Regions from separate parts of the Homo sapiens genome. Here region 1 is linked to region 2. A link is a loop called in an ENCODE intact Hi-C map of the cell type or tissue named here. Cell type or tissue: heart left ventricle. All regions are shown on one strand. Each heading gives the region's core, and the rest is flanking DNA. Links, peaks and the distances in the headings are about the cores only. Region 1 overlaps INSR (insulin receptor). Region 2 holds the start of LOC124904626 (a long non-coding RNA gene).

Region 1 (4,391 bases), core at 85-4,084, 48 kb before region 2:
TGTAGTTCAGAGGAAAGTGTAATTCTTCACAGACTTTTAGTTTTGAAAGGATGGCTTCAAAAGATACTGGGGGACATGGGCGCAGTAACTCACGCCTGTAATCCCAGCATTTTGGGAGGCCGAGGTGGGCGGATCATCTGAGGTGGGGAGTTCGAGACCAGCCTGATCAACATGGAGAAACCCTGTCTCTACTAAAAATACTTAATTAGCTGGGCGTGGTGGCGCATGCCTGTAGTCCCAGCTACGTGGGAGGCTGAGGCAGGAGACCATCGCTTGAACCTGGGAGGCAGAGTTTGCAGTGAGCCAAGATCACGCCACTGCACTCCAGCCTGGGCAACAGAGTGAGACTCCGTCTCAAAAAAAAAAAAAAAAAAAAATTCTGGCCAACCGGGAATAGTCCAGGATAATCCATTCTTCAGAACTTGTTCTTGCTAACTCAGTTAAGTGTCGAATGGCGTGGGTTGTCTACTGTATTTTAGAGGACATTAGAATATTTATGAAGGGCTTTCCCAGGTTTACTCATAACTTCATTTTCCTCATGCTATTTGTCCCTTAAAGTCTTTCTGAAATCTTTCAGTTGCCACTTCTTCTGGGTGGGTGGGTATGTATGTTGAGGGTCATGCTTTTTTTTTTTTTTTTTTTTTTTGAGATGGGGTCTCCCTCTGTCGCCCAGGCTGGAGTGCAGTGATGTAATCACACCTCACTGAAGCCTCAACCTCTCAGGCTTAAGTGATCCTCCCACCTCAGCCTCCCAAGTAGCTGGCACTACAGGCATGAACCACCGTGCCTGACTAATTTTTAAAAAATATTTTTGCAAAATTAGCCAGGCGCGGTGGTGCACGCCTGTAGTCCCAGCTACCTGGGGGACTGAGGTGGGAGGATTGCTTGAGCCTGGGAGGTTGAGGCTGCAGTGAGCCAAGATCATGCCACTGCACTCCAGCCTGGGTGACAGAGCGAGACCCTGTCTCCAAAAATAAAAAAATAAAAAATAAAAAATAAAAGATGGAGTCTTGCTGTGTTGCCCAGGTTGGTCTTGAACTCCTGGGCTCAAGTGATCCTCCTGCCTTGGCTTCCCAAAGTTCTGGAATTATAGGCATGAGCCACTGCACCTGTCTGGGTCCTGCTTTTGGTAGTGATATAGAACCAACTTAGTGAAATTCTAGAATGACGCTGTCCACTAAGGTAGCTCTGCCAGCCACAGCCACATGTGGCAATTTAAGTAGAAATTCATTAAAATTAGATATTTGTCCCTCAGTTGTACTCACCATATTTAGACAATGCAGACAGACAATGTTGCTATCACTGCAAAAACTTGTATTGGGTACCTCTGCCTTAGAACTTTTCATTCCATGATGAAAGATTGTTCTGGAGTCAGACAGGCCTGCATTTGAAGCCTATATCTGTTTTGTGACCTTGGGCAAATTGTCTAGCTTTTCTGAATGTCTGTTTTTTCTTCTATCATGAGGACATGATAAGGGAACCAGTCTCCAAGGTTTTCCTCAGCTTTGAACTGGTATATCCCCTCTTTCGATAAAAATAAAAATCCAGTTCCTCTTCCCTACTTGGAGTTTGTTCTTTTTTCCTCTAAATATAAAATATACCGTTGAATGTTTTTTCAACCTCTCCACCCCTTGAGAGTCCCTGGAATAGAGAGGAAGGAGTGGCTTGGGAAAGTTGATCACAACAAAGAGGCTATTATAGGTACATCTAATCGAGAAGAGGAACAAGGAAGGAGTAGGTGTGTTGACCGGGGCTCAGAGTGTCTTGTCTGTGGGTCACCAAGAATGAGGAATGTGTCAGCTCCTTCCTGGCTTCTCCTCTCTGGGAACAGAGAACAGTGCATTGCAGCTTAAGTGGAGTAAAATGGGTGTGGGTTTGGAGGAAGTGGATTAAGGATGGGGAAGGGGCCGTGGGAGAGAACCCCAGCCTGAGTTTGTCTTCCTGGCTCAGCACTGAGTGTCTCAGTCAACACATGAATGCCAGTAATGGGAATCTATTTGGATTCACTTAAGCCATGAGGTGGGGGCAGTGTGTTAACTGGGGCAACACAGGGCTCTCAGCTTGAATCAGCTAGCTTTTGCTGTGTAGCAAACCACTCTGAAACACAGACCTTGGAATTTATATTCAAGTTTAATCATGGAGCTTGTATCAGCTAGCTTTTCCTGTGTAGCAAACCACTCTGAAACATAGAACTAGGAACTTGTATCCAAGTTCATTCATGGAGCTTGTATCAGCTAGCTTTTGCTGTGTAACAAACCACCCTGAAACATACAACTTGGAACTTGTTGTATCCAAGTTCAGTCATGGAGTTTGTATCAGCTAATTTTTGCTGTGTAACAAACCACCCTGAAACATAGAACTTAGAACTTGTTGTATCCAAGTTCAATCATGGAGCTTGTATCAGCTAGTTTTGCTGTGTAACAAACCACCCTGAAACATAAAACTGGGAACTTGTTGTATCCACGTTCAATCATGGAACTTTTATCAGCTAACTTTTGCTGTGTAACAAACTACTCTGAAACGTAATGGCTTAATCAACAATCATGTACTTAGCTCATGATTCTTTGGGTCGCTGGGCAAGTTTTCTTGTTTAGACCCACCAGCTGACCACAAACACAGGCTCTTTTCTCTCTCATGTCTGGGATCAACCAGTGGGTTGTCTGGTAGCTGGATGGTCTAGCATGGCCTCACTCACATGTCTGGTGGTTGGTGCTGGCTGTCAGCTGGGAGGCCTTGGTTTTCTTCCCTGTAGCTGCTCATCCTCCAGTTGGCTAGTTTGGGCTTAGATTACATGATAGTCTCAGCGTTCCAAGAGTGGCAAGAGATCAATTTCCAGTACAAAAGTGCCTTTTGAGTTTCTGTTTGCATCTTGTGTGCTAACATCCCATTGGCTAAGGTGAGCTGGGAGGGAAAGGGAGAATATAGTCTTTACCTGTTGATGGAAGAGGAAGAATTTGTGGCCCTGTTTGCCATCTGCCAAAGAACCCTGGAGTGGGAAACAGTGGGGCTCATAAAACATTTTTTTAAAAACCTCTTATTTTAGGTTCATGAGTACAATAACATTTTAATCAGAATTTGGAGCTCAATTGGACATCAGGACTGTGTATGGTGTGACTGAGGACATTAAATGATTTTTTTTTGAGTAGGAATTTAACTTTATGAATTCCACTTGTTGAATAACCAATTCCTTCCCCAGTAATTCTTGATGTTTTCTTCATCAGGTATTAAATTCAACCAAAACCATGAATTTGCTTTTGGGATATCAATTCTATTTCAAGTCCTCTGTGTCTTAATCTTATCCCAGTACCATACTGTTTATAGATTTAGAATATGTGTTTTTTTAGTTTTGTTTTTGTTGTCGTTTTGTTTTTAAAGAAGTGGGGCTCGGCTGGGCGTGGTGGCTCATGCCTGCAATCCCAGCATTTTGGGAGGCCGAGGTGGCTGGATCACTTGAAGTCAGGAGTTCGAGACCAGCCTGGCCAACACAGTGAAACCCCGCTACTATAAATACAAAAATTAGCCGGGCATGGTGGCACATGCCTGTAGTCCCAGCTACTTGGGAACCTGAGACAGGAGAGTTGCTTGAACTTGGGAGGTGGAGGTTCAATGAGCCGAGATTGTGCCACTGCACTTGAGTCTGGGTGACAGAGCGAGATTCTGTCTTCAAAAAAAGAATGGGGGCTCACTGTGTTGCCTAGGCTGGACTCAAACTCCTGGGTGCAAGTGATCCTCCTTAGCCTCCAAGTTGCTGGGACTACAAGCTCATGCCTGGTAAGAACATGCTTTATAAAGTGGCAAATCTAGTTTTTTCCCTATTACACCTTTTAGAAGAGTGTTTCCTTTTCTGGTTGAACTAAATATTTCCCTCCTCTCACTCTCATATAAAACCCATTGAGGGCTGGGCGCGGTGGCTCACGCCTGTAATCCCAGCACTTGGGGAGGCCGAGGCAGGTGGATCACGAGGTCAGGAGATCGAGACCATCCTGGCTAACACGGTAAAACCCTGTCTCTACTAAAAATACAAAAAAATTAGCCGGGCATGGTGGTGGGCACCTGTAGTCCCAGCTACTCGGGAGGCTGAGGCAGGAGAATGGCGTGAACTTGGGAGGCGGAGCTTGCAGTGAGCCGAGATCATGCCACTGCACTCCAGCCTGGGCGACAGAGCGAGACTCCATCTTGAAAAAAAAAAAAAAAAAAAAAGCAAAAACAAAAACAAAAAAACCCATTGAGATATTGATTTAAAAATTTAATTAAAAACATAACCCATTTCCCAGAGGAAAAAAAGTGCAGCTCGCTGCCAGCACTCCTTTAATTTTACATAAACATGTTCTTTGAGGCTGAAGCAAATCTGACTGATTTTCAATATGAGAAAATATAAAACGGTTCTTGGA
Region 2 (4,391 bases), core at 111-4,110:
TGCCCAGCTAAGTTTTATTTTTTTTAATCTTTAATTTTTTTAAGAAATAGAGATGAGGTCTTGCTATGTTGCCCAGGCTGGTCTTGAACTCCTAGGCTCAAGCAATCCTCCTGCCTCAGCCTCCCCATTAGCTGGAACTACACTTGTGTATCATCATGCCCAGCTAATTTTTAATTTTTTATTTATTATTTTTTTAAAGAGATAAGGTCTTGCTCTGTTGCCCAGGCTGGTCTTGAACTCCTAGGCTCCAGCAATCCTCCCACCTCAGCCTCCAAAGTGCAGCCTCTATATCTTGAACTCCACACCTCAAACCCAGATTGTCCACATGTGAGCACCTGTCTTTTTGGTTTGCTGTTTCTCTCGTGAGTTGTATCCAGTTGCCCAAGGTGGAAAGTTGGGCGTCATCCAGCAGGTAAGTCCTGACACCTCCACCTCCCCGATGGCTTCAGAAGCCAGCCTCTTCTTTTCTGTTTCCTCTGCCTCTCAACTTCCTCATCCATCTACCATAAGCCAGAAAAATGACCCCCAAATGTGAATCCGATGGTGTTCTTTCTGCCTGACATCTTTCTTTGGCTTCTGCTGTGGGGTAAAGTCCAAGCCCCTTGGTTCCCTGTCTTTCCTCTCTGGTCTAATCTTCTATTCCTCTCATCCTGTACTTTGCCCTTCATCAACTCTGAACTGTTTATAGTTCTCTGAACATAGCCCGAGTGATTCACACATTTGCATGTACTGTTCCTCTCCTGCTGTGATAAAGGGACAGTCACCTAATCCCCGCCCCTCCGTTGCATTTTTTTTTTCCTACAAGATTTATTATGCACCTACTGTGTGTATGGCTCTGGGATGCTGTAATAAGCAAGACAGACACATCTTTCCCTTCACGGGGCGTATGTGTCTCGTGCATACTGGGAGGGCAGGGACAGGGTCTCCATTCATTTCTGCATTCCAATGCCAAGAGGGTGTCAGATCTGGGTGGGTCGAGGTAGGGAACAGGTAAACATAACTCACAGTGTGATGCCGTGTTACAGCCAGGCTGGGTTCCTCACGCCTGTGATGGCAGCGCTTTGGGGAGCCAAAGTGGGAGGATTGCTTGAAGCCAGGAGTTTGAGACCAGCCTAGGCAACATAGAGAGACCCGCTCTCAAAAAAAAAAAAAAAAAAAAAAGCTGTCGCAGTGGCACTCTCCTGTAGTCCTAGCTCCTTGGGAGGCTGAAGCGGAAGGATCACTTGAGCCCAGGAGTCCTAGACTGCAGTGAGCTATGATGGCTCCATTGCACTCCAGCCTGGGCCACAGAGTAAGACCCTGTTTCAAACAAACAAACAAATTTAAAAAATCAAACAAACTCCCACTCCCCCAAACTCCATACCACACCCTCTCCTGGTCTCTCTGGGAGACCTGGATTCGAGTTCTGGCAGAGCTGGTTATTGGCAAAGTAGCCCCTCTATGCCTCGGTTTCTCCAATTCTAATGGTGATGATTGCTTGAATAATTGAGTTAATATGACCTCATTGATGGATTGGACCGTGTGTGCTGCAAACAGATTACACACTTTAAAGTGTATTCATGCCTGTAATCCCAACACTTTGGTAGACTGAGGCAAGAGGATCACTTGAGGCCAGGAGTTCTAAACCAGCCTGGGCAACGAGTCCCCATGTCTACAAAAAAATAGAAAAAATTAGCCAGGCATAGTGATGCACGCCTGTAGTCCCAGCTACTCGGGAGGCTGAGGTGGGAGGATGGCTTGAGCCCAGGAGTTTGAGGCTGCAGTGGGCGATGATCACACCACTGCACTCCAGCCTGAGGCGACAGAGTGAGACCCCCCCCCCAAAAAAAGTGTATTTATGGGGGTGAATGTTAAATGAGAATGTCCACTCGCTGCCTTGGTTTACTGGAACTGCAAATTCAATGGGGACACACAAGTTTTCAAATGCATGCGGAATACTGGCTGGAGGTTACCCCAAAAACGTAGCCTGTGGATTTTAAGAATGTATTTATGAGTATGGTTCTCGTTTTCTGGGTGAGTGGTGGGTGAGAATAGAGGGTGCACTGGCCCGGCGAGTTCGGAGATGCGGACCCTCCCCCCCTGCAATGTGAGGAATTTTGCTGTGTGACCCTAGTGAGCCGCTGCACCTTTCTGGACCCCTCCCGAGGGAGGCCTGGGGTCAGGGGGCCCCTCGGCAGTCCCGGGAGCTGCCACGCGGTGACCCGATCTCCTCCCGGGCACACGCCCAGCGCCGCGCGCAGCCTAAGCCACCCCGGTGGATGCTTGATGAGCCCTTGCAAGCTCGGTTTCTCCTTTTCCCTAGCTTTTTCCAAAGTTCCATCCGTGGCAGACTCGACCTGCGGGGTCTGCAGCCACGAGGGGCCCTCCCAGGGCGCCCTTTCCTCTGGCCGGGACCGCCCGGCGGCGGCCACTGCCCGAGCGCCAGTCTGGGGAGCGGAGCCCGGCGCACCCGGGGGGCGGGGCCAGCGCCCCTGCAGCACGCCCGCCCATTGGCTGAGCGCGAGGGCGGCGCTGCGGCCGCCGCAACCGCCGGGGCCGGATTCCCCGGAGCGGAGTGCGCCCCGGGCTTTGTGCTGCGCTGAGGCCTCCGGCTCGAGGGGGCGGAGCCTTGAGCGCCTAGGGCTCCCTCCCTCGCCCCCATGGGCACACACGCAGACACGGGCACACACGCAGACACACACACACGCCCATCATGGACACACACACACGCTCGCCCACCATGGACACACACACACTCCCACCATGGGGACACACACACACTCCCACCATGGGGACACACACACACACACACACACACACACACTCTCACTCTGGAACCGACCAATCCTGGGGCTGCACAGACACACACGCGCACACACTCTCTCTCGTTCTCTCTCTCTCTCTCTCGTTCTCTCTCTCTCTCGCTCTCTCTCCCACTCTGGAACCGACCAATCCTGGGGACACACACACACACACACACACACTCCCACTCTGGAACCTGCCAATCACACACACACACACACTCCCACTCTGGAACCTGCCAAACACACACACACACTCCCACTCTGGAACCTGCCAAACACACACACACACTCCCACTCTGGAACCTGCCAAACACACACACACTCCCACTCTGGAATCTGACACACACACACACACACACACCCAAACACACACACTCCCACTCTGGAACCTGACACACACACACACACACACACACACACACCCCCACTCCCACTCTGGAACCTGCCAATCCTGGGGCTGCTCTAGCGAGGAGACCCCTGGGACCCCGCCTCCTTCCGGGCCTCTGCGTGCGCAGTATATCTCCTAAGAGATCCGCAGCATGGAGAGGGCCCGCCCCCGTGGACGGACTCACTCCCTCCCCACTCACTCACTCACTCGCTTACTCACTCACTCACTCTCTCTCCGAAGAGAAGAAGCCTGCGGCTCCCGAAGCGGGAAGGCCCTCTGGTACTCTGTTCCCTTTCTAGCCTCTATATGCGCCGTATGTCTCCAAAGAGCTGCGCAGTTCTATTCCAAAGGCGTCATCGCGTGTGGGGCGGTATTGTCAGGCAAGGAAAAGGGGCGCTTCCCCGCTTCAAGGACACGCGCTCCTGCGGTCGTCGCTGCTGACCACGAAGCTGTCAAAAGTTCACCTCCTTGGCTGCCCCCAACCCCTGCCCCTTTGCCATTAAATCATTTACTAGATTCCAACTAGAGGAATTTGGCTCCGGGGACTCGAACCTCTGAGGTCAGGGTCTGGGGCCAGTGTGGGAGAGAAAGGCCTTGAATGGAAACAAAATAAATTACTTTAAGGAGTTTATAAAACTCACACTTATAGGGAGAGCCGCGGGGCCCTGTGGTCAATGTACCAGCAGGCCCATGACGCAACTGTTCCGTTTGGAAATTTCTGGAAAGCAGTAATTTTTGGAATCATAAATCTTGAGTATTTTTTTTTTAAACTTTGGAAAGGTTTTTAAACTTTTTTTTTTTAAGTTTTTTTTAAACTTCGGAAAGTTTTAAGCTTTGGAAAGAATGTAACAAAATGTTATTAACATATGTGGAGCTATCGAATCATTTAATGGTGGTTTCTGTATTTTCTGTTTTGTTTTTTATCACATACCTTCTTAATTAAGAAAAACCCAAACTAATTTGAACTTTAAAAGGGAGGCAAACAAAAAAGTGTCAGAGTGACTGGATTTTTGTGCGCAAGTCATTTAACAATGCAGCGCTGCGTCTCCTATTTCTCTGGCTTTTAACCTTGCTTTGGACAAATTGGTCGCTTTTTGTTTTGATGTCGTTTCAAGCTTACGGAAAAATTGCAAGATTATATCTAGATCAATCAATTGTTTACGTTTTATTCTACTTGTTTTATTACCTTTCTAATATATTTATGCACACACATTATATAC

What was found. Peaks named below come from ENCODE experiments on the same cell type or tissue, not always from the same donor. Only the 100,000 strongest peaks of a DNase experiment are listed, where the experiment ranks them.
Region 1: a loop joins it to region 2, with 2.3 times the contacts of the local background. A loop is called at or near these places in 13 of 110 quality-filtered maps.

Annotation. Positions count from the first base shown.
Region 1 is chr19:7,244,741-7,249,131 of GRCh38, reverse strand. The region is part of intron 2 of INSR (insulin receptor); the gene reads left to right. Among named protein-coding and RNA genes, the nearest start is that of INSR, 47 kb to the left of the region's middle. In heart left ventricle, for the core only: no CTCF peak of the experiment used is centred there; no DNase peak of the experiment used is centred there; H3K27ac peaks cover 925 bases.
Region 2 is chr19:7,196,331-7,200,721 of GRCh38, reverse strand. The region is part of intron 2 of INSR (insulin receptor); the gene reads left to right. LOC124904626 (a long non-coding RNA gene) reads right to left here and starts at 1,138. Exons shown (of 2, transcript XR_007067111.1): 1 at 1,006-1,138. RefSeq lists a silencer at 2,077-2,706 and enhancers at 2,538-3,374, 3,187-3,386. In heart left ventricle, for the core only: no CTCF peak of the experiment used is centred there; DNase peaks (open chromatin) are centred at 2,541 and 3,331; H3K4me3 peaks cover 2,374 bases; H3K27ac peaks cover 3,472 bases.